Regions from separate parts of the Homo sapiens genome. Here region 2 is linked to region 1. Evidence: chromatin loops called from intact Hi-C (ENCODE). Cell type or tissue: heart right ventricle. All regions are shown on one strand. Each heading gives the region's core, and the rest is flanking DNA. Links, peaks and the distances in the headings are about the cores only.

Region 1 (12,571 bases), core at 2,242-10,241:
TCATCTGTCAAACAGGTATAGTAGAAACTACTTCAAAGGAATGTGAGTTATATGAGATGATATATGTAACCATTTGGTAAATATTTGCTGTCATTATTATAAATGAGGAAACTGATGCTAAATAGTGAGATCAATCATCAGCATCACACAGCTAATAATCAGAAGAATCATGTAAACTTACAAAGCATCAAATAAGAGAAATGTTTACTAGATATAAGCTGAAAGAAATGCATGTTGCACATACAGTCTTCTAAGTTTATGATTTGTTTTTAAGGTTATATTAAGGAAGATCTTGATCCTTGTCCTCGTCCAAAAAGACGTCAGCCTTACAACGCAATATTTTCTCCAAAAGGCAAGGAGCAGAAGACATAGACGTTGAAACAGAAACAGAAGGATGAAGGACAGTTTTTTCCTTCTTAGTTATTTATAGTTAAAGTTGGTACTAAACATTGATTTTTTTGATCTTCTGTAAATGGATTTATAAATCAGTTTTCTATTGAAAATGTTTGTGATATTTTGCTTTTGCACCTTTAAAACAATAAGGCGCTTTCATTTTGCACTCTAACTTAAGAGTTTTTACTTTATGTAGTGATACCTAATACAATTTTGAAAATACAATAGTTGTAGTCTGTGATTTGTTGCCTTTCAGTTCTTTTCTTTTTACTTCATCTTCCCTTGGTATTTACATTGAGCAGTGACTTCATGTTAATCATTACAGATTTTTCTTCATCAATTGCTCTTCTCTAGGTCATATCAGTGTCTAGTATTTAAGTCTTTTTTTAAAAAAACAAAAAAGAAAGACTGTATTTTCATAGTTTTTTTAAACTCTCCAGCTTTTGTTGAATTGGAATCAGGTACTACATTGTCATAAATTCCTTTCAAGGTGACCACAAATATCGACTTTTTTTCCTTTCCCACATATTGTAAACATTATTCTCTGATCTGGTCCTACTTTTCCAGCTCTTCACATGTTTTCTTTTCATCATACTTTTTTTTCTTTTTTTTTTTTTTCCGAGAAGGAGTCTCGCTCTGTCGCCAGGCTGGAGTGCAATGGCACAATCTCACTCACTGCAACCTCCGCCTCCCGGGTTCAAGCAATTCTCCTGCTTCAGCCTCCCAAGTAGCTGGCACTACAGGCGTGCGCCACCATGCCCAGCTAATTTTTGTATTTTTAGTAGAGATGGGGTTTCACTGTGTTGGCCAGGATGGTCTTAATCTCTTGACCTCGTGATCCACCTGCCTCGGCCTCCCAAAGTGCTGGGATTGCAGGCATGAGCCACTGTGCCCAGCCATACTTTTTTTTTTTTTTCTGGTGCATTTCTGAAGTTAAATATGTTGAGTTCTCTGCCCATTTGTTCAAATTCTATTGTATTATTTCTGTGGATTGACAAATGTTATGAACAATTTGGTTTCAAAATAGATTTTTCTATTTAGCAACTTTCTATTCCTCTAGGACCTAGTATTAAGGTCATTAAGATGGCTTAATGAGTCATTAAGCCATTAATGAGTCATTAAGATGGCTGACCAATCTGTGCCATCTTTTTTAGTGACATTTTGTTTATCAGTATCTCTTTTGTGTATTTCTTTGATTTATATCTTGACAGTATTACATAAGCAGGAATAAAAGAGACATTGAGTGGAATGTCTCGCTCAAATATAAATAACCTTATAAATACAATCTTTACTTCTCAGAGTCCTAAAATCTTCTTGGTTAGTCTGGTCTTCCTTGTTGATCAAGGTTCTCGTGACTAAATGGCATTAGTTTGTGTTCTCACAGATAGGATAGGAAAAGGAATTATACATATTGATTATGTACTATATGTCAGACCACTTATGTACCTTGTTTGGCTCTATGATTCTGAATTTTTTATCACCCTATCATCACTTCTGTTCAGCCCTTTTCTTCCCTTCCCAAGTTGTTTATTCTGTTTGATTTTTGTTCTCTGCTGGTAGTCAGATAATCTCCCAAAAATAATAGTTATCATTGACTGGCCACTTCCTGTGTGTCAAGAACTGTTTTATACTCTTCACATAGATGGTTCTCTTTTGATCCTCAACCCTGTGAGCTTATCACTTAATAAATATTGTTAAGCTGCAAAAAAAAAAAGGATCCAAAAAACAGCAGATTAAACAACAAATTACTGGCTTTATTTTTCTCACCTTAAAAAGTCTAGAGGTGAGCAGTCCAATGCCACTAGTGCAGCTCCATAGTGGCCTCAGGGACCCAGATGTCTCCTGGTTTTCTGCTCTTCCATACTTCGTATTGGTGTTCACCCTCGCATCTGTAAAGCAGTCTATGCCACTCGAGCATCACGCCCATGTTCTGCACAAAAGGAAGAAAAAAAGTACGTGCATTTGTTTTTGTCCCCTAGAAAAAAAAGTTTCCAGAAAGCCCTACCTCATAACTTTCCTGACTTCTCAGAGGTCAGAATTATCCATCTCATGGCTACCTCTAATAACTAGTAGGGATGAAATTAGGACCCATGGTTGCCTAATTCCAGAATCTACTAATTCATCTTCACTATAGTATAGTCCTAAAGGCCAGGGTTTGAGAGACACCTGGATTTGAACAAGGCACCACAGGATGTGTGGTTGGAGTTACATACTTCCAATGGATTTTGCTTTTTAAGAAGCAGCCTAAGCAGAAAGAGAGGTAGGGTTTGTCCACTTGATGGTAGCTTCACAGCTATCCATCCCATTTATAGCAGTTTTCATTTACTCTTCAGTTACCCTGTGAAGTTGAGTGAGCTGAGGTCTCTCTCCCATCTTATCTGCTGTGGACCAACTTCTGCCTTTAAATGGAGTAAGGAAATAGACACATTTTAAAAACATTTCAGTGGCAGGACACGGTGGCTTATGCCTGTAATCCTAGCACTTTGATGAGAGGCCAGGGTGGGTGGATCACTTAAGGTCAAAACCTTGAGACCAGCCTGGCCAACATGACAAAACCCCGTCTCTACTAAAAATGCAAAAATTAGTCAGGCGTAGTGGTGCATGCCTGTAATCCCAGCTACTCAGGAGGCTGAGGCAGGAGAATAGCTTGAATCTGGGAGGTGGAGGCTGCAGTGAGCCAAGATCACGTCACTGCACTCCAGCCTGGGCAACACAGTGAAACTCTCTCAAAACTAAAAAACATTTGGGTTAGATAACATTTAAATGCAAAATGGCTGTTTATGACACTGCACTCAAGCTTTTCTTTAAAAAGATAATGTATATTAAAGGGCTTTATACATTTGTAAAGCATTTGTATAATACACGTTAGATAATATTTTCATAAGAATGTATGTCATTCACTGGTTACATAGTTACATAGAATTTCAGGTTGCCAGCAAGCTTTTTTTTTTTTTTTTTTTTTTTTTTTTTTGAGATGGAGTCTCTCACTCTGTCACCCAGGCTGGAGTGACAGTGACAGTCTCAGCTCAATACAACCTCCACCTCCTGGGTTCAAGCAGTTCTCCTGCTTCAGCCTCCTGAGTAGCTGGGATTACAGGCGTGCGCCACCACGCCCGGCTAATTTTTGTATTTTTAGTAGAGATGGGGTTTCACCATGTTGGCCAGGCTGGTCTCAAACTCTTGACCTCAGGTGATCTGCCTATCTCAGCCTCCCAAAGTAGTAAGATTCCAGGCAGGAGACACCACACTTGGCCACTAGCAAGCTTTTTAAAGTTAGAGACTATTGATTTAAACTTAGGAAACATGTAGAACCTATATGTCGCACTTAACATTTGACTGACAGCTTGCCTACCTTTAGTAAAGAGATATTCTGATTAAGCCGTTTGAAACCTAAGGTTGTCAAATGGGACAGTCTGAATGAGTTAATCATGGATACCCAAATATGTGTAGAAGACATGATAATGTTACCTTGAGAGAAAAGCCAGATGAAACAGAAGAATATTCCCTAAAACATTTCATGCGGTGAAAAGTTTTCTCAAAGTCCAACTGGCAAGGCTGCTGCCAATAGGCTCAATATATTAGTAACTCAGTTTAAACTGCATCTAGGCCGGGCATGGTGGCACAGGAGCTACTTGGGAGACTGAGGTGGGAGGATCCCTTGAGTCCCGGGAGGTTGAGGCAGCAGTGAGCCAAGATCGCGCCAGTGCACTCCAGGCTGGATGACAGAGTGAGACCCTGTCTCAATAAATAACAAAATAGGCCGGGCGCGGTGGCTCACGCCTGTAATCCCAGCACTTTGGGAGGCCAAGGCGGGCGGATCACGAGGTCAGGAAATCGAGACCATCCTGGCTCGATTTAGGAGAGACGGTGAAACCCCGTCTCTACTAAATGTGCAAAAAATTGGCCGGGCGCGGTAGCGGGCGCCTGTAATCCCAGAGACTCGGGAGGCTGAGACAGGAGAATGGCGTGAACCCAGGAGGCGGAGCTTGCAGTGAGCTGAGATAGCGCCACTGCAGTCCAGCCTGGGCGACAGAGCGAGACTCCATCTCAAAAAAATAATAATATAATAATAATAATAAACTGCAACTAGCATGTATTTTTAAATGTATGTAGGGCATTAGACGCTCTGAAAGAAATAACTTTGAAAGAGGGCAAAGATTTCTCCCAAGATTGTCTTTCTTTAAATTTTTTGTGTTTTTTTTTTTTTATAGAGATGAGTTTTCACTATGTTGCCCAGGCTGGTCTTGAACTCCTGAGCTCAAGTGATTCTCCTGCCCCGGCCTCCCAAAGTGCTACGATTACAGATATGAGCCACTGAGCCTAGCTCCAAGATGGTCTTTCATTTGTAATTCAGTTACATAAAAAGACTAATGTTACATAAACCAAATAACACTAGTTCATTTATTTAACAAACATTTATTCAGCACTTTACCAGGCATGATACTAAGTACAGTGTCAGAATTAGACAAAATTTGACAAATATTCTCTAAAAGAGCAAGCTTTTAAAGAAACACCTAAGAATCTTACTTTGTCATCTTTGTCATCTCATAACATCCATGAGTTTAATTTTGAAAAATGCCACTGCAGAAATAAGCATTTGAACTGTATCTCAAATTTTACTATCCAACTGTGTATTTTCAGCATATCTAGCAGTTTAAGTGACACCTCAGTCTTTCTCTTTGCCGAGTTGAACTGTTAGAATAGTCCTTAGAAAGCCGAAGTGTTGACTGGACACAGTGGCTTACGGCTGTAATCCCAGCACTTTGGGAAGCTGAGGCTGGAGGTTCACTTGAGCCCAGGAGTTCAAGACTAGCCTGGGCAACATGGCAAGACCTCGTCTCATAAAAAAATAATAATAGGCCGGGCGCAGTGGCTCACACCTATGATCCCAGCACTTTGGGAGGCCAAGGCGGGCGAATCACCTGAGGTCGGGAGTTCGAGACCAGCCAGACCAACATGGAGAAACCTCATCTCTACTAAAAATACAAAATTAGCCAGGTGTGGTGGCACATGCCTGTCATCCCAGCTACTCGGGAGGCTGAGGCAGGAGAATCACTTGAATCTGGGAGGCGGAGGTTGCAGTGAGCTGAGATCATGCCATTGCACTCCAGCCTGGGTGGGCAACAAGAGCAAAACTCCATCTCAAAATAGTAATAATAATAACTAGGTGTGGTGGTGTGTGCCTGTAGTCCCAGCTACTCAGGAAGCTAAGGCGGGAGGATCACTTGAGCCTGGGAAGTCGAGGCTGCAGTGAGCCGAGGTTGTGTCACTGCACTCCAGTCTGGGTGACAGAGCAAGATCCTGTCTCACAGAAGAGGAAAAGAAAAGAGAAGAGAGACAAAAGAAAACTTAAGTGTCCTTACACTTGAATTCTTTGGCATGCACTTAAGCAAAGAATGAAACAGTTTTCTGCTATCACACCAGCAGAGGCCAGAAGAGAGCTATTTTTATTTTATTTTATTTTATTTTATTTTATTTTATTTTATTTATTTACTTTTTTTTTGAGACAGAGTCTCACTTTTATCGCCCAGGCTGGAATGCACTGGCGCGATCTTGGCTCACTGCAACCTCCTCCTCCCAGGTTCAAGCGATTCTCCTGCCTCAGCCTCCTGAGTAGCTGGGATTACAGGCATACGCCAACATGCCTGGCTAATTTTTTTTGTATTTTTAGTAGAGACGGGGTTTCACCATGTTGGCGAGGCTGGTCTTCAACTCCTGTCCTCAGATGATCCACTGTCTCGGCCTCCCAAAGTGCTGGGATTACAGGCGTGAGCCACTGTGCCCGGCCGAGCGCTATTTTTGGAGAAATAATTAGTTGGAAACTAGGGGCTGAGCAATCAAAAGAGAATTTCTAGGATATACAGGATATGAATTGGATACCTTTGGCACAGTAATGATAGCTCATCAGGCCAAAAAGAGCTTTCAACATAGCTATTGTTGAAATATACAAAGGGCAGAGGCAAGAATTCATGGTCTTGAGAGGAAAAAAAGTCAACATTGTGTACCTATATATTGGGCATTTAGGAATACAAAGAAATGTATGAGATCATATTACCCAGGGGGAGAACAGGCAGCCATAAAAAGATGCCTAAGAGGTCAAAGAGGCTTAGGCTGTGCCGAAGAAATCTTAAGGCCAATTAGAACCCAAACTATGCCTTAGGATGAGTTAACCTAGAGAAGCAAAGAGGAGACAATGCAATCTAAGTTGGGAAACCAACTAATTGGAATGTGGAAATGCTAAAATACTGAGTCAGAAGGGGCTTTAGAGATCATCTGATTCAAGCCTCTCACTTTGTAATGAAGAAACAGGAGCCCAAAGAGTCAGTGATTGCCAAGGTCCCAAAGGGCTAGAACCAGAATGTATGGCATCTGGGACCTCAGTTTGATGTTCTTTCCCCTTTGTAGGTATATGTATTAGAACTAGGGAGTAGAGCTAGTATGTGGTTTAAGTAAGCAAGGCAGTAAACTTGGGTCTTGACTGCAAAATTAAGACTTTAGACTTGAGTCTGTAGTACTGTGGTTTTTCAGACCATTAGTAGCAGATCCCTTTCTTCAAATTAAATCTTATACAGAACTTCAGTAAACAATGATACTTTAATAACATGAATTTATTTCAAGCATTCAATTTTATCACCTTTACTTATAAGTCCACCTAGTCAAATGTTTTCTGCACCTCAGGCCAATTATGTCTGAGGGTAAGTTCCAGGCATCAGTAATTTTGGGGGAGACAGACTGTCACCCAGGCTAGAGAGCAGTGGCACGATCACAGCTCACTGCAGCCTCAGCCTCCTGAGTAGCTGGGACTACCGGCGTGCCACCATGCCTGTTTTGTATTGTTTGACTTTGTAGAGTTGAGGTCTCGCCATGTTGCTCAGGCTGGTCTCAAACTCCTGGGCTCAAGCGATCTGCCTGCCTTTGAGCCACCACACCCGGCCCATCAATATTTCTTTTAAAGCTCCCTGTGTGATTCTGGTGTGCAGCCAAGTTTGAGAACACTGCCCTAAGTCATTGTTACAGGCTAGTACAGTGGCATTCAAACTTTGGTGTACAATAGAATCACCTGGAAGGCTTGTTAAACCACAGATTGCCAAGCTCCACCCCAAAGTTTCTGATTTTGTCTGAGCATTTATATTTTTAACAAGTTCACAAATCAGTATAAGGCAAATTAAGAAATATTGCTATGACAACAAGGAAAAGTAGTAAAATGTTAAACTTCAAGACAGTAGAAAACATTTTGAGCTGTGTAGTAATGCATTAATTTAGATGGCATCATCAGGCCCGCAATATATATAAAATGGATTTGGTGACGGCGTGGTCAGGCATAGAGTCAGGTGTGCAAGAAAAGCATTTAGTAACCTATTATAATATTCCAAATATGAGGAGCACCTGGGGCTAAGACATGGCAGTGCAATGGAAAATAAAAAATTTAGTAACCACTTAATGATTGTTACATGCCAGAACTAGCAGCTGAGAGTAGAAAGATGAATATGACAATTCTCCTCAGTGAGCCTATAACCAACTCAGTTGTCACAACGAACATTGCAAAATTAGAATCATTAAACTAGGTCTCCTACTAGAAATGGGGAGGGACCCTTGTTCTACATGTCATTTATAATTGTAACACTTTTTAAAAGAGAAATTATCAGTAATTCTACAGTGAACTTTCTTTTTACATATTTAAGAATCCAGGGACAATTATGTAGTAGATATTTGCCCAACACATTCTGCACTCAAATTTGAGGCTGCCCACTATCCCCTTGGAGATTTGTCCAGGAAATTTGCTTTTTTTTTTCTATTTATCCTCTAACCATTTATTCAGAAAGATAATTATCCATTATTCATGCTTACTGAGTCTGGGCCCTTTCATTGTTTATTAACATTTCCACCAAAGTTTGGCAGGACAAATAAAGAACGAAACTCAGATTAACCTTAGACCATCAACCTATCAATTTTGATAAGATATTTGGGAGAAAATGTAGAAAGTGGACTCAAAATTTGAAAGACATGTATGTCCAGTGAACCAGGCAATATCTTGAGTGGATTTGATAGGAAGTTAGCATTAAGCTCAAGAAAATCACAGATAACAAGCTGTGCAAAAATGGCCTGAGCATGCATTTCATTGACAGTTTCAAAAAATCAAAGAATAAAAAGTTAATGCTTGAAATAATCTATTCCAACCTCTCATTATAAGTAAATTGGTTGGGGGTACAAGTTTACTTGTCTTTCTTTTTTATAGATGAACAGGTAAATTTGAAACAGAGTTACAAATGACAGCTGCAGTGTTATGCCAACTTTAGAAGTAAAGGTATTTCTGTATTTTGACTGCTCAGCATCAGGATTATCTTTACTCACACAGATAATGTTTTGCCAGTGGTAAAGATCTTTTTTTTTGAGATGGAGTTTCACTCTGTCACCCAGGCTGGAGTGCAGTGGCACGATCTCAGCTTACTGCCACCATGCCCAGCTAATTTTTTTTGTATTTCTAGTAGAGACGGGGTTTCACCGTGTTAGCCAGGATGGTCTCGATCTCCTGACCTCGTGATCCGCCCGTCTCAGCCTCCCAAAGTGTTGGGATTACAGGTGTGAGCCACCACGCCCAGCCAACAATTCGTTAAAAGACTATAAGAGGCCTGATTTTTTTCATATACTTCATATGAACCAACATATCAAAACAGATTAAACGCAGATGCAGACCTGAGAATCCAACTGTCTTCTATTAAGCCAAACTTTAAAGAGATTCAGACATCTTTTCTCACTAATGTTTTTTATTCTGGGATATATATATTTATTTTTGATAAAATTTGTATATTTTATGTTAAAAGCTAGTGGGTTTATTTTTAGATGAATAAATATTCTAAAATTTATCACTTTTAATATCTTTTATTTTTTAAATTTTTTAGAGACAGAGTCTCGCTCTGTTGCCCAGACTGGGATGAAGTAGCACAGCTGTAGCTTACAGCAGCCTCAAACTCCTAGGCTTAAGTGATCCTCCCACCTCAGCCTCCTGAGTAGCTAGGACTACAGGTGCATGCCACCATACCCAACTATTTTTTTTTTCAATTTTTTTTCAAATTTTTTTTTTTTTTAGAGATCGGGGGGTGCAGGGGGGCGGTCTCACTATGTTGCCCAGACTGGTCTCGAACTCCTGGCCTCAGGCAATCCTCCTGCCTCAGCCTCTCAAAGCACTGGGATTATAGGCATGAGCCATTGTGCTCGGCCTTAATTTCTAATATGGAAAATGCCAATTTATATAATTCACATTAACCAAAGCTCTTTAGGATCCTCAATAATCTTTAAATTTCAAGAGGTCACAGCACCAAAAACTTTGAGAGAACTGAAACCGTACTCACAGTGTTACAGGAAAGAGATCCCTACCCAGACCCCAAGAAAGGGTTCGTAGACCTGCAAGAAAGAATTTGGGGTGAGTCCACTGAGTAAATTAAAAGCAAGTTTATTAAGAAAGTAAAGGAGGCCAGATACAGTGGCTCACACCTGTAATCCCAGCACTTTGGGAGGCCAAGGCGGATGGATTACCTGAGGTCAGGAGTTTGAGACCAGCCTGGCCAACATGGTGAAACCCCGTCTCTACTAAAAATACAAAAATTAGATGGGCGTGGTGGCATGCGCCTGTAGTCCCAGCTACTCAGGAGGCTGAGGCACGAGAATCTCTTTAGCCCTGGAGGCCAAGTTTGCAGTGAACCGAGATCGCACCACTGCACTCCAGCCTGGGCGACAGAGCAAGATTCCATCTCAAAAAACAAAAACAAAAAGTAGGCTGGGTGCAGTGGCTCTTGCCTGTAATCCCAGTACTTTGGGAGGCTGAGGCAGGTGGATCACGAGGTCAGGAGTTTGAGACCAGCCTGAGCAACATGGTGAAACCCTGACTCTACTAAAAATACAAAAATTAGCCAGGCGTAGCAGCACGTGCCTGTAGTCCCACCTACTCTGGCGGCTGAGGCAGGAGAATTGCTTGAACCCCGGAGGTGGAGGTTACAGTGAGCCAAGATCATGCCACTGCGCTCCAGCCTGGGCTACAGAGCAAGACGCTGTCTCAAAAAAAAGAAAAAAGTAAAGGATGCCTTGCGCAGTGACTCACACCTGTAATCCCAGCACTTTGGGAGGCCAAGGCAGGCGGATCACCTGAGATCAGGAATTCGAGACCAGCCTGGCCAACGTGGGGAAATCTCGTCTCTGCTAAAAATACAAAAAAAAAAAAAAAAAAAAAAAATTAGCCAGGACTGGTGGCACATGCCTGTAGTCCCAGCCACTCAGGAGGCTGAGGCAGGAGAATTACTTGAACCCGGGAGGTGGAGGTTGCAGTGAGCTGAGATCACACTACTGCACTCCAGCCGGGCGACAGAGTAAGACTCTGTCTCAAAAAAAAAAAAAAAAAAAGGAAAGGAAAGGAATAAAGGAATGGCTACTCCATAGGCAGAACAGCAGCATGGGCTGCTGGACTGACTATACTTATAGTAACTTCTTGTTTATATGCTAAACAAGGGTTGAGTTATTTATGAGTTTTCCAGGAAAGGGGTGGGCAATCCTTGGAACTGAGGGTTCCTCTTCATTTTAGACCCCATAGGATAACTTCCTGACGTTGCCATGGCATTTGTAAACTGTCATGGTTCTGATGGGAGTGTCTTTTAGTATGCTAATGCATTATAATTAGTGTATCATGAGCAGTGAGGACAACCAGAGGTCACTTTCATCACCGTCTTGGTTTTGTGGGATGTGGCTGCCTTCTTTACTGCATATGCTGTTTTATCAACAAGGTCTTTGTGACCTGTATCTTGTTCTGACCTCATATCTCATCCTGTGGCTAAGGACGCCTAACCTCCAGGGAATGCAGCCCAGTAGGTCTCAGCCTTATTCTACCCAGCCCCTATTCAAGAAGCAATTGCTCTGGTTCAAACACCTCTGACAACAAGGTTAACAAGAATTACATGCCAGATTCTGGACAGAAAAATAGGTATAACTAAATGTTAATCAAGCCACACTTTGGTCCACTTCCTGGTAGCTGCTTGCTAACTCAAAATCTCCTAGCACTAGATACTGACCATTTGCATCCCCATTGTTCCTGTAGATAGGATCTCTAATGATAGATTCATAAGGCTTTTAAGAATTGCTTAAGGCCAGGCACAGTAGCTAATGCCTGTAATCCTAGCACTTTGGGAGGCCAAGGTGGTTGGATTGCTTGAGGTCAGAAGTTCAAGACCAGCCTGGCCAACATGGTGAAACTTGGTCTTTACTAAAAATACAAAAATTAATTCCAGCTACTCGGGAAGTTGAGATAGGAGAATCTCTTGAACCTGGGAGGTGGAGGTTTCAGTAAGCTGAGATTGCACCACTGCACTCCTGCACTCCAGCCTGGGCAACAAAGCAAGACTCTGTCTAAAAAAAAAAAAAAAGTTTCAGATGTTTTCCAGATCCTGAATTCAATTGGAATGGCTGATGCCAACCAGTTTGAAGACCCCCTCAGAGGAACTGAATCAGCATAAGAATACAGTTTCTTCATGTCCCTGTCCCATGACCTCACCCAGCCCTCTTCAACCAATCAACAATCCCCACACCTCAGCCCCCTACTCATCCAAACCCCTTAAGATCCCCAGCCCCAAATTCCTTGGGGTTTGAGGCTTCCTCCCATCTCCTCACTTGGCTGCCTGATGATTAACCTCTTTCTCTGCTGCAGCTTGGTGTCTCAGTGTATTGACTTGTCATGCACTGGGGAAGGAACCTGGTACGGTAACAGAACCGCAGGTGTGGTGTTGTGAGAATGCACATTTGACCTGTGCTTTATTCCTGGCTCTACTACTTATCAGCTGTGGCAGACTGCCACAGTCACTACTTGAGACCATCACTACAGCAGTTACTACTGTTACTACTTGAGACCCTCATTACAGCAGTTACTGTTTCTGCCTGAGACCCTCATTACAGCAGTTACTACTGTTACTGCCTGAGACCTTCACTACGAGACTGAACGAAGGGACCCATGTAGAAATGATAACAAAAAACAAAAGTAACTATTTTAAGGAAAGGCTAGCATGGGGAAGAAGAAGAGAGAAGAAGAGAAGAAGAAAAGGGCTCCCTTGGCCGGGCGTGGTGGCTCACGCCTGTAATCCCAGCACTTTGGGAGGCCAAGGCGGGCGGATCATGAGGTCAGGAGATCGAGACCATCCTG
Region 2 (12,571 bases), core at 2,943-10,942, 74 kb after region 1:
CATCCTGGGTGAGCAAGCCTGACCCCTGGAAATGTGGCCTCTCTTCCTGTTGGTCAGGCTCTACCCTCAAGGAGCTTATAGTCTGGCTTGGAGAAGCAAGACACATGGAACAGCAGTTCCAACAACGTAAAAAGGTATCATGAGGTTAAGTCCTAAATGAGTTTTACAGATGATACATAGTGTAAATAAAAAAAAAAAGGGAGAACAGTTGTGGCCGAGGGTCAGTTTTGTGAAACACAGAGTGTGGCCATCACTTTATAACAGCAGCAGGTCTTGAATAAGCATGGAAAAAAGAGAATGTGCATTAGTGGAAGGTGCAGAACTGAGGGAAGTCAAATGAGCAAAGGCCACATTCTTTTTTTTTTTTTTTTTGAGATGGAGCCTCGCACTGTCACCCAGGCTGGAGTGCAATGGCACGATCTCGGCTCACTGCAGCCTCCGCCTCCTGGTTCAACCAATTCTCTGCCTCAGCCTTCTGAGTAGCTGGGATTACAGGCGCTTGCCACCACGCCCGGCTAATTTTTGTATTTTGAGACCAGGTTTCACCATCTTGGCCAGGCTGGTCTTGAACTCCTAACCTCATGATCCACCTGCCTTGGCCTCCCAAAGTACTGAGATTACAGGCATGAGCCACCATGCCCAGCCGTTTTTGTTTGTTTGTTTGTTTGTTTTTGAAACAGGGTCTCACTCTGTTGCCTAGGCTGGAGTGCAATGGTGTGAACATGGCTCACTACAATCTCAACCTTCTGGACTTAAGCAATCCTCCCACCTTAGCATCCTGGGTAGCTAGGACTACAGGCACGTGCCACCCTACCCAGCTATTAATAATTTTTTAAATTTATTTTTTGTAGAGAAAGGATCTTCCTATATTGCCCCCGGCTTAAGAGATCCTCCTGCCTCAGCTTCCCAAATTGCCATCCTCTTGCCTTGGCCTCTCAAAGTGCTGGGATTACAGGCATGAGCCACCATGCCTGGCTGTTTGACCGTGTCTTGATTTAGTGCTTCAACTCTAACCAAGTGCCTTAGCTGACAGGTGCCTGGACTCTGCCTTCCTGTCTTTGCTTAGCACTCTGGTATTTCTGGGCCCTCAACTTCTGTAGTTTACCCACTTCTGACTCACTGCTGTTCAAGCACTGGGTTTCCGTGTACTCTGGCCTCAGTTCCCCGCCCAGCTCTTTTGACCAAAGGCTACCAATGTCTTGGCCTAATACAAGGAACGGTCACCAGCCACCCTTGGGCAAACAACCCAGACTTGTTCCTAAGAAGGGGAATGAGAGCGGCTATTTTATGTGGAGAAGGAACCAAATTCATAGGCTTGGGTGCTTTCAAGTAACCAAATCCAAGGGAAAAGTTTGTCTAAAATTTTCTCTTTTTCTCCCTGTACTTTGATAAATTCCTTTTTATTTATTCATTTTTTTCTTTTCTAAAAATTGTTACCAAACATAATAGAGATTCACTTAAATACATCATGAATGATAGACTGGAATATTTTTGAATCATATTCACCAAAACATTAGAAGTGAATCAGTAGTAGTGTGGTCTCTGAAGTCAACTTTAAAAGAATTGATCCATCAGCTCCGCCAAGAGTCAATAAATCTGCAGGAGTCATGATAAGACCCATGATCAAGATAAACCTGCCGTGTAATTCATGTAAACATTGGGGTCAAAATATTCATGGCGCCTAAAGTAAATCAGTATGTTCATTCCAAATGTGATTTTTAAAAACTACATATGATAGATATTTTTCTCTTTTTATTTTTTTATTTTTATTATTTTTTTTTTGAGACGGAGTCTCCCTCTGTCACCCAGGCTGGAGTGCAGTAGTGCAATCTCGGCTCACTGCAAGCTCCCCATCCCGGGTTCACACCATTCTCCTGCCTCAGCCTCCCGAGTAGCTGGGACTACAGGCGCCCGCCACCACGCCTGGCTAATTTTTTGTATTTTAGTAGAGACGGGGTTTCACTGTGGTCTTGATTTCCTGACCTCGTGATCTGCCCACCTCAGCCTCCCAAAGTGCTGGGATTACAGGCGTGAGCCACCGTGCCCAGCCTTTTTTTTTTTTTTTTTTTTTTTTGGAGACAGTCTTGCTCTGTTGCCCATACCGGAGTGCAGTGGTGAGATCTTGGTTGGCTCACTGCAACCTCCACCTCCCAGGTTCAAGCAATTCTCCTGCCTCAGCCTCCCAATTCTCCTGCCTCAGCCTCCCAAATAGCTGGGATTACAGGCACATGCCACCACACCCAGCTAATTTTTGTATTTTTAGTAGAGACGGGGTTTCACCATGTTGGCCAGGCTGGTCTTGAACTCCTGACCTCAAGTGATCTGCCCACCTTGGCCTCCCAAAGTGCTGGGATTATAGGTGTGAGCCACTGTGCCCGGCTATCATAGATCTTTTATACCTTAATTAAGTTATTGCAATTCACAGTCCAGTAATACACGAAAAATGTTTTTATTCTACAAATTAGAAACTGTATTTCCTAGGGCAATGCCAAAGTAGATACAAATCGGGATGATGATTGGCTACCTAATAAAAATGCATGAAGGCCAGGCGCGGTGGCTCATACCTATAACCCCAGCACTTTGGGAGGCCAAGGCAAGAGGATCACCTGAGGTAAGGAGTTCGAGACCAGCCTGACCAACATGGAGAAACGCCGTCTCTACTAAAAATACAAAATTAGCCAGGCACAATGGTACATGCCTGTGATCCCAGAGACTCAGAAGTCTGAGACAAAAGAATCGCTTGAACACAGGAGGTGAAGGTTGCAGAGAGCCGAGATTGTGCCATTGCAATCCAGCCTGGGCAACGAGAGTGAAACTCTGTCTCAATATAATAATAATAATAATAATTAAAATGCAGCCATGGTGCAGTGGCTCATGCCTGTAATCCCAGCACTTTGAGAGGCCGAGGCGGGTGGATCACGAGGTCAGGAGATCAAGACCATCCTGGCTAACATGGTGAAACCCCATCTCTACTAAAAATACAAAAAATTAACCAGGCGTGGTGGTGGGCGCCTGCAATCCCAGCTACTCGGGAGGCTGAGGCAGGAGAATGGCATGAACCCGGGAGGCGGAGCTTGCAGTGAGCCGAGATCGCGCCTCTGCACTCCAGCCTGGGTGACAGAGCGAGACTCCGTCTCAAAAAAAAAAAAAAGAAAATTAAAATGCATGAAAATACAGTGCAGGCAGAGGCAGGTGAGGTGAGGGCGAGTAGAATATGATGTTTGGATTCTTAGGTTTGTCCTTATCTGAAATCTTGTTGACACAGGCATGAATGTTTGAATTTCTGAAGGGTGTGTGTCTGTCTATCTGAGGCTTTTTATTGCTATGCCTGCTGGCACGCATTTCTCTTAATGAAGAGCTTTTGATAAGCTGTAAGAACCTCACAACATACAGACACTTCCTAACAACAGCGTGCTTTCCTCTGGAAAAGGAACCAGAGACACAAAGCAGTTGATGCTGTTCATGTTCTGGGGTTCACTCGCAAGCACTTGAAGGGAAACGACTGGACAGTTCCTGTGAAGACAGGGTTTTCTTGAGAGTTTCTAGGAAGATCACAGGTTTTTTTGTTTTGTTTTGTTTTGTTTTGAGACGGAGTTTCGCTCTTGTCTCCCAGGCTGAAGTGCAATGGCGCAATCTTGGCTCACTGCAACTTCTGCCTCCCTGGTTCAAGCGATTCTCCTGCCTTAGCCTCCTGAGTAGCTGGGATTACAGGCGCCCGCTTTGGTTTACGCCTGTAATCCCAGCACTTTGGGAGGCTGAGGTGGGTGGATCACGTGAGGTCAAGAGTTTGAGACCAGCCTGGCCAACATGGTGAAACCCCATCTCTACTAAAAATACAAAAAGACCACAGTTTTGACACATCGTTTTAGCATACTAATTCTTGAGTTTCTAGAAAGGCTGTTCTCAGCTCTTTATTCTTTTTTAAAAAAATTTGTTGTTGTTGTTGTTGAGACACATTCTCACTCTGTCACCCAGGCTGGAATGCAGTGGCGCAATCTCAGCTCGCTGTGGCCTCGACCTCCCAGGCTCAGGTGATCCTCCCACCTCAGCCTGCCGAATAGGTGGGATTACAGGCGTGCCACTGCACCTAGCTAATTTAAAAAAAAAATTTTTTTTTTTTGTAGAGATGGAGTTTCACCATGTTGCCCAGGCTGGTCTCGAACTCCTGGGCTCAAGCTATCTGCCCACCTTGGCCTTCTAAAGTCCCGGGATTACAGGGATGAGACACCCTGCCTGGCCAGCTCCTTATTCTGAGGTTTCAGTCTTTTGCTGCTCCACATTTTAATAGAGTCTAAATTGCTAAAACTGACATAAATTGATAAAGGGATTTCTTCTGAACGCTAAGCTAGAAAGAATGTTGTTTTTCCCCCTGCAATTCTGGTAGGGAGATAATGAATCTAGCGCGGTTTCTCCCACCATGGTTCTTTAAGTAGTCAGTCCAAAGTTTGTTGATTGATTGTTATGCTAAAGGCAGATCAAAGACAAGTATGAAAAATGAAGTATGAAGCTCAGGCTTATTCAAACCCCAAGCACATAGAGTTTCATAACTCTATGTGCTTGGGGTCACTCATTTAAAGCAAATGTGCTTCTTTCTAAAATCTTATTTTGATTTTTTCAAAATTTTCACCTATGTTTAGGGAATATGTTGTCAAATCATGTTTTCACGTTATATACACTTTGTTGATTTATATTTTTTTAAGAGCCTAGGAGGAGGCTTCCAGAAAGCACCTGTTCATTCTGGTTTTGGTGAACCAGTTGACTATTGTTTGGTCACTAAGCTAAAAGCAGATCAAAGATGAGTATTAAAAATGAATTAGGAGGTCCAGGCTTATTCAAACCCCAAGCACATGGAATTTCACTCATCGAAAACCTCCTTTGGTCCAGAGATGTAGGACTACTTTTCTTACTGTAGGTGGCCTTCACGTTGGCCACCAGCTACCTGGGGCAGGGGGCAGGGTAGGAAGTGGCTGCGGACGTTTGGCCATGGGAAAGTGGAGTTCTGACTCTGGAGGCCCCAGAAAAACCAGGGAGGCCTATCTAGACAGGGGGAGAGGAGAAGCCACTGTGCCCTCTAGCCCAGAATTGTTTCTTCAGACATTTTGAAGTCTCTTCTCTTCCTGTTCTTTTGTCCCATACTCACCAAAATGCCTCATAGGTTCTATAGCTGAGGGAAGATTTCTTTCCTTTTTTTTGAGACGGAGTTTCGCTCTTGTTGCCTAGGCTGGGGGGCAATAGCGTGATCTCGGCTCCCCGCAACCTCCACCTCCCGGGTTCAAGTGATTCTCCTGCCTCAGCCTCATGAGTAGCTGGGATTACAGGCATGCACCACCACGTCCAGCTAATTTTGTATTTTTAGCAGAGACAGTGTTTCTCCATGTTGGTCAGGCTGGTCTGGAACCCCGATCTCAGGTGATCTGCCCGCCTCGGCCTCCCAAAGTGCTGGGATTACAGGCATGAGCCACAGTGCCTGGCCAGATTTCTTTTCTTTACCCATTGCAAGGTTCATACATGAGACCCCCTATATACAAAAGACAGATTAGCAAGAGAAAAGGAACCAGGCATGGTGACTCATGCCTGTGATCCCAGCACTTTGGGAGGCCAAAGAAGGAGGATCAGGAGGGAGGGTCACTTGAGGCCAGGAGTTTGAGACTAGCCTGGACAATATAATAAGACCACTATCTCTACAAAAAAATTTAAAAAATCATCTGGGCATGGTGGCACACACTTATAATCCCAGCTATTTGAGGGACTGCGGTGGGAGGACTGCTTGAGCCTAGGAGGTCAAGACTGCAGTGAGCTATGATTGCACCACTGCACTCCAGCCTGAGTGACAGAGTGACACCCTGTCCCAAAAAAGAAAAAAAATATATTTATTTGCTTACCCAGGCGTGGTGGCGCACACCTGTCATCCTAGCTACTTGGGAGGCTGCAGCAGGAGAATTGCTTGAGCCCAGGAGGCGGAGGTTGCAGTGAGCCAAGATCGCACCACTGCACTCCAGCCTGGGCGACAGAGTGAGACTTCGTCCCAAAAAGATTTGGCAGGCTAGGGCGGGCGGATCACTTGAGGTCAGGAGTTCGAGACCAGCCTGGCTAACATGGTGAAACCCCGTCTACCAAAAATACAAAAATTAGCTGGGCGCGGTGACACGTACCTGTAGTCCCAGCTACTCGGGAGGTAGAGGCACAAGAATTGCTTGAACCCGGGAGGCAGAGATTGCAGTGGGCCAAGATCACGCCACTGCACTCCAGCCTGGGTGACACAGCAAGATTCTGTGTCAAAAAAAAAAAAAAAAAGAAAAGAAAAAGAAAGAAAAAAGAAAAAGAGGGAGAGAAAAGGCATACAAATTTAATTCATTGTAAGTTTTACATGACACGGGAGCCTTCAGCATTTAAGACCCAAAGAAATGGTTAAACTTGTGCATTGTTACTTTTAGTTTAACGAAAAGTGGACAGTTGTAAAGAAATAGGACTGGAAGGGAAAAGGATGTGATCCAATGGGAATAAACTGAAGGGAACCCAGCAGGACCTGTTTGTTTAGATTCTTCTGTGTGCCTGTCTTCAGGGCTGTTTTCTCAAATACCAAGGTGCCATAGTTTAGGGTAGCATGTTCTGAACCCCATCAATTTCCCCTTAAAGTGGTTGTTTTTTGAACTTTACATAACAGTAACTTCTTGAGAAGATGGTCATGTATTTACGTATATATTTGGGACACTCTTTTCTCAGAGCCTTTGAAACACCTGCAACTACCAGAGGAGTTTTTTTTTTTTTGAAACGGAGTCTCCCTCTGTCGCCTAGGCTGGAGTGCAGTGGCGTGACCTCGGCTCACTGCAACCCAGAGGTGTCAGTTCTTACAGGTTCCTTACACAGCATGAGTTTGAAGCTTAGGGTATTGATTGGCCCTGCCTGAAGCGTTAGTGAGAAACCGTGGGCTTTGAACCTCGGCAGGGCTGTGAACCAAGAGCAGATGCTGCAGTTCTTCTCCTCAAGGCCTCCAAAAAAGCGTCATGAGAAATAAAGGAACTGTGCAGCCAGGGGCAAAATGCCTCCCGCAACTCCAGGGGCGCCATTCACAGGAAGCCAGCGTGGACGCCCCTGTGCAGGCCTCTGGGAGCAAGAAAGCTTTTTTCCAAGATATGGGGATGGACAATTTTCCTGAGGCGCAGACCTTAGGGAGCTTCCCGGGAGAAAGGCTGTTTCCTGTCTTGGGCGTGGAAGCGGATCCGCCCCCTGAGTCTGAGAGGACATGGCGGTCGGTAAACAGGACTTAATTCTGTTCCTCATCCACCCAGAACCCTCCCTGAGGGCCTCCCCTGCACTTTGGAAACAGCCCAAGCTTTGAAATCAGGAAGTTTGAAGACTGGTTCTGCTACTTCCAGGCTGTGTGGCCTTGGGTAAGTTCCTTGCCCTCTCTGCTTCAGGTTGCGCATTTGTGGAACCAGTTAACTGTATATAACCGGCTGAGTTCCCGCACTGAATAAGGAGAAGTCGGTCTTTCTTGGTAGATGCCGTGCCTGCGTTTGTGCGGTTGAAGGAAAGGAGGAAAATGAGAAGGGCCAAGATTGACCTGACTTGATTTACGGGAAAGAAGAGACAGTTGCTGGAGGAAGAAGGACCCATCCACTGGAAAAGGATGAGAAAAAGGAGAGAGAGAGAAGTCAGAGGCTGGGTTGGGAGTGAATTTGGGAGATTGTGGAGGAAAAGAGGAGAGAGATTTGTGGGGTAGCTGTAGGACATGCAACTGTATTTAGAAAGGGAGAGAGTTGGGAGACTTTGTGGGATTATTAAATTTCCCTTTAGCATTTGTAGAGGGCATTCCATTAAATACGCCAATGGTTTTATCAAACAGGTTGTTTAAAATCATTTTCCTCTGTCATCTTATCCAAGAATAAAATAAGAACAGAAATATCCAGAAGCCTGTTAGCAGTCCCCACCTTAGCTCCATTCTCACTCCCAGCTGTCAACTCTATGAGGTCAAGGTCTCTAACACAACTGGGTCCCTGGCGGCTCACAGCCGTGGCTGCTGGCACGGGAAAGATGCCGATCATATGTGTCATTGAATTTATTGCTTTCTGTGGTTTCAAGCCTGAAAAAGTTAAGAGAGAGTTACAGCCTCCTTTGACGTTATTGTCATCGGTCATGGGCCCCATGAGGTGGGATGTGGAGGTAGCCACTCTCTGGGAATCTCTGAGATGAGCACACATAAACTTTCTAGAAGCATCTGCACAGAGCCCATTTATGCCATTCAAAGCTTCCTGAATCCAAAGGAAACCTTGTAAAAAGTCAGCTAAAACACTTGAGCATTTAGAAGCATTTCCTGATCTTTTGGTTCTAGCAAATAGCACAGTGGAAAAAACAAATACCTTGAAGTTGAAGGAAATGTCTTTATTTATACCCACAGATCCCCCGTGGGTATAACCATGGTGAACTGACAAGGTTTAATATTTGGTGCAAGCATCTGAACACATATTGTTAATCTTCCTTTTTTCTGTCTTGTAATATTCAGTTGCTTAGTGGTCCCTAAAGTGCAGGGGGGTAGTTTTATATAGGAATTATATTTGGAAATAGAGTCAGAGGAATTCCTGAAGATTGAGTCATTGCTTTTTTTTTTTTTTTTTTTTTTGAGACAGAGTCTTGCTCTGTTGCCAGGCTGGAGTGAAGTGGCGTGATCTCAGCTTACTGCAACCTCCGCCTCCGAGGTTCAAGCAATTCCCCTGCCTCATCCTCCCAAGTAGCTGGGACTACAGGCACGTGCCACCATGCCCAGCTAATTTTTTGTATTTTAGTAGAGATGGGGTTTCACCTTGCTGGCCAAGAGGTCTCGATCTCCTGACCTCAAGATCCACCCATCTCAGCCTCTCAAAGTGCTGGGATTACAGGCGTGAGCCACAGTACCCGGCCCCATTGCTTTATTTTTTAGTGTTAGAGACTATTCCCATCAGGTTTCTTCGCATGATTTTTCTGTATCCTCATAAAACTGAGAGCTAAATCAAGAAGATAAGTAAACTTTGTTTCCCTCTTACCATCCAGCTTCTCACACCCATCTGGTTCTATCCTGCAGAATGCTGTCATTCACTTCTCCACCACCCCCACGTGCAGTGTATAGAACTGATGATATCATCCCTTTATTTCTGATGGGAGAAAATAAAGCACATCTGTCGGATCACTTAGGAAACAGAAATGCCCCTGATGGGGCTGGTGTGGCATTTAGATTAAGGCAGGCCTCCACGCCCAGACCTTTCCACGTGATATAGACAAAAGGACGGCAAACCAGACCTATGTGCTTCAGTTCTAGGGAACGCAAAGCACCTATTCCCACAGTCTTAAAGATTAACTGCAGGATGAATTGCAAGTACAGACATTCACCAAAATTCCTCCCACCCTCCCTCTACTCTCAGGAGAGAACGGGCTGTTGTAAATGTGCACCCCTGGGGCCTTGAGATGTTTTCAAAGGAAACAGCCGAACTGGCATTCCCATCTATATTTAAGGGCCAACTTCCACACCACTAAAGAGAAATAATGGTATTTTTTTCCTTGAATAGAAAAAGTAATATAAGTGAGTGTGGAATGTTTAAAAACACATAAAAGAGACAAGAAAAATAAAATCACTCAGAATTCTAAAATTTTGGTATAAATCATTCTAGGCTGCTTATCTGCAAGTTAATGTTTATGGAATATGTATATGTGTGTGTATATATCTATATGATGAAAAAATGACATTGTACATTTGCTTGAGAATCTGATTTTTTAAAATTAGCTATATAACGTAAATATACTTCCATTTCATTAAATGTTATTTCGTATCAGCATTTGAAATGGCTATATAGTTGTTGGCTATGTAGTGTTGCTTTATAGTGATCTATTTAAGCAGTCCCAATGGCTAGACATTAATTCCAATTTTCTGCTATTAAAAACAATACTTCAAGGAGCATCTTTGTGTACAAATCTTGGCAGACCTGTGAAATAAATTCTTTGGCATGAATCTGAAAATGTCGAAATGCCAGGTCACAGAGCATGCCAATTTTAAAGGTTTCTGACATGCAACTTTTTTTTTTTTTTTTTTTGAGACGGAGTTTCATTCTTGTTGCCCAGGCTGGAGTACAATGGCGATCTCGGCTCACTGCAACCTCTGTCTCCTGGGTTCAGGTGATTCTCCTGCCTCAGCCTCCTGAGTAGCTGGGATTACAAGCATGCCCCACCACGCCTGGCTAATTTTATATTTTTAGTAGAGATGGGGTTGCTCCATGTTGGTCAGGCTGGTCTCGAACTCCCTACCTCAGGCGATCCAACTGCCTCGGCCTGCAAAGTGCTGGGATTACAGGTGTCAGCCACCGTTTCCAGCCAAAGTGTTTCACTTTTATGCAATAGAAACCATCAATCTTCTCCTTTATGTTTTCTGACTTTGCCTGTCCATGCTTAGGAAAGCTGTCTCTCTAAATCCTGCTGACTGTCATCAGTAACTTATAATCATTGACTGCCTGTAACAGCTCTTCTGTTGTTGGACAAGATGTCAATAGTAACTGAAGGCAAGGATCAGCTCTTAGGCTTACTTCTCCCATAAGTGTCTCGTATTTGGTGGATTGCAGTCCATTCATTAAAAACTTGTTTTAGGGCCAGGCGTGATGGCTCATGCCTATAATCCCAGCACTGTGGGAGGCCGAGGTGGGTGGATAGCGTGAGGTCAGGAGTTCGAGACCAGCCTGGCCAACACGGTGAAACCCCATCTCTACTAAAAATATGAAAATTAGCCAGCTGTGGTAGCAGGCACCTATAATCCCAGCTACTTAGGAGGCTGAGGCACGAGACTAGCTTGAACCCAGGAGGCAGAGGTTGCAGTGAACCGAGACCACACCATCGCACTCCAGCCTAAGGAACAAGAGCAAAACTCTTTCTCAAAACAAACAAACCAAACAAAAACCATGTTTTAGGCAGCATGCAGTGTCTCAGGCCTGTAATCCCAGCATTTTGGGAGGCCAAAGCGGGTGGATTGCTTGAGGTCAGGAGTTCGAGACCAGCCTGGGCATCGCGGTTAAACCCCATCTCTCCTGAAATACAAAAATTAGTCAGGCATGGTGGTAGGCACTTGTAATCCCAGCTACTCAGGAGGCTGAGATAGGAGAATTGCTTGAACCCGGGAGGTGGAGACTGCAATGAGCCAAGATCGTGCCACTGCACTCCAGCCTGGGCGACAGAGCAAGACTCCATCTCAAAAAAAAAAAAAAGTTTTAATTGAGCACCTACTATATTCCAGGATTAACTATTGATGAGCTGGATCCTGGTTCACAATCACTTCTTTGTGAATTCCACCACCATATATTAAATAATTAATACATGTGAACAGTAATGGGACCAGGGCAGGAAGGGGGTCAGTAATTAATTTAAAAAATCCCTGCCCTTTGAAAAATCTATAGTTCAATATACTCTCTCTCTCTGTCTTTTTTTTTTAGCGAAGATGTTTTTGCTGTGTTGCCTGGGCTGGTCTCAAACTCTTGGCCTCAAGTCATCCTCCCACCTCAGCCTCCTGAGTACGAGGGATTACAAGCATGAGCCACCACACCCAGCTTCTTTAAAAAGAAAAAAAAATTTTTTATTGACATATAAGCATTGTATATATTTAAGGTCTACAACTTGACACTTGAGGGATTAAAGAGAGGTAAGATTTTAAAAGGTGAATAATTAAGGGAGAAGGGGTGAGTAGCTGGTAACAGGGGGTGAGGAGGGGCTGTGGAAAGGAGCATCTGAAGTGAACCTTACAGGTAGAGCTGAGGGAGAGAGCATTCTTGGCTTCCTGTCCCTGTAGGATTATAAAAGATGTTACCAGCCAAATACCCTTGAAGCTTGAAATCAACCCACAATGTCCAAAGGAGGAGTTCAGTGAGGAGCTAAAGAAGAGGAATTAGCGCTTCTTTAACCTGTCTTTTGCATTTATATTGTCCTTGTGATATTTTTTGGTGTATAGATGATTTTCTTTCTTATGGAGTTAAATCTTCTTTTGTTTGTTTGAGATGGAGTCTTACTCTGTTGCCCAGGCTGGAGTGCAGTGGTGCAATCTCAGCTCACTGCAACCTCCAAACTCTCGGGTTCAAGCGATTCTCCTGCCTCAGCTCCTGAGTAGCTGGGACTACAGGTGCACACCACCATGCCCGGCAAATTTTTGTAGTTGTAGTAGAGATGAGGTTTCACCATGTTGGCCAGGCTGGTCTCGAACTCCTGACCTCAGGCTATCCACCAGCCTCGGCCTCCCAAAGTGCTGGGATTACAGGCATGAGCCACTGCGCCTGGTCACTTATGGAATTAAATCTTTTTGGATGGTGTGGTATATTGTATTTTCCAAGGGTGGCTGCACGAATATATATTCCACTCTAGATTCTTTTCTTAGAATGTGACCTTAGCAGGCCTCATTAAGAGGTAGAGTTTGTGTTCCCTCCCCTTGAACTTGGGTGGAACTTTGTAACTGCCTCAACCAATAGAATGTGGCAGAAGTGACATCCGAGGCTCAGTCCTAGAAAGCAACGTGGTTCTGGGGGACTCTCTTGCTTTCTCTTGGGATGCTTCTTCTCTGAACCCAGCCACC

What was found. A loop is a pair of places that touch in the nucleus more often than their neighbours do. Peaks named below come from ENCODE experiments on the same cell type or tissue, not always from the same donor. Only the 100,000 strongest peaks of a DNase experiment are listed, where the experiment ranks them.
Region 2: it touches region 1 in a loop (3-fold over the local background); 13 of 110 quality-filtered maps call a loop at or near these places.

What each region holds. Positions count from the first base shown.
Region 1 is chr18:23,025,869-23,038,439 of GRCh38, forward strand. It overlaps RBBP8 (RB binding protein 8, endonuclease), which reads left to right. Exons shown (of 19, transcript NM_002894.3): 19 at 275-618. The coding sequence ends at 372. Among named protein-coding and RNA genes, the nearest start is that of RBBP8-AS1, 98 kb to the left of the region's middle. In heart right ventricle, for the core only: a CTCF peak has its summit at 5,809 (motif pointing right); no DNase peak of the experiment used is centred there.
Region 2 is chr18:23,098,703-23,111,273 of GRCh38, forward strand. LOC124904266 (a long non-coding RNA gene) reads left to right here and starts at 7,230. Exons shown (of 2, transcript XR_007066311.1): 1 at 7,230-7,391; 2 at 7,503-7,843. RefSeq lists enhancers at 963-1,257, 6,573-7,074, 7,075-7,574. In heart right ventricle, for the core only: no CTCF peak of the experiment used is centred there; a DNase peak (open chromatin) is centred at 7,409.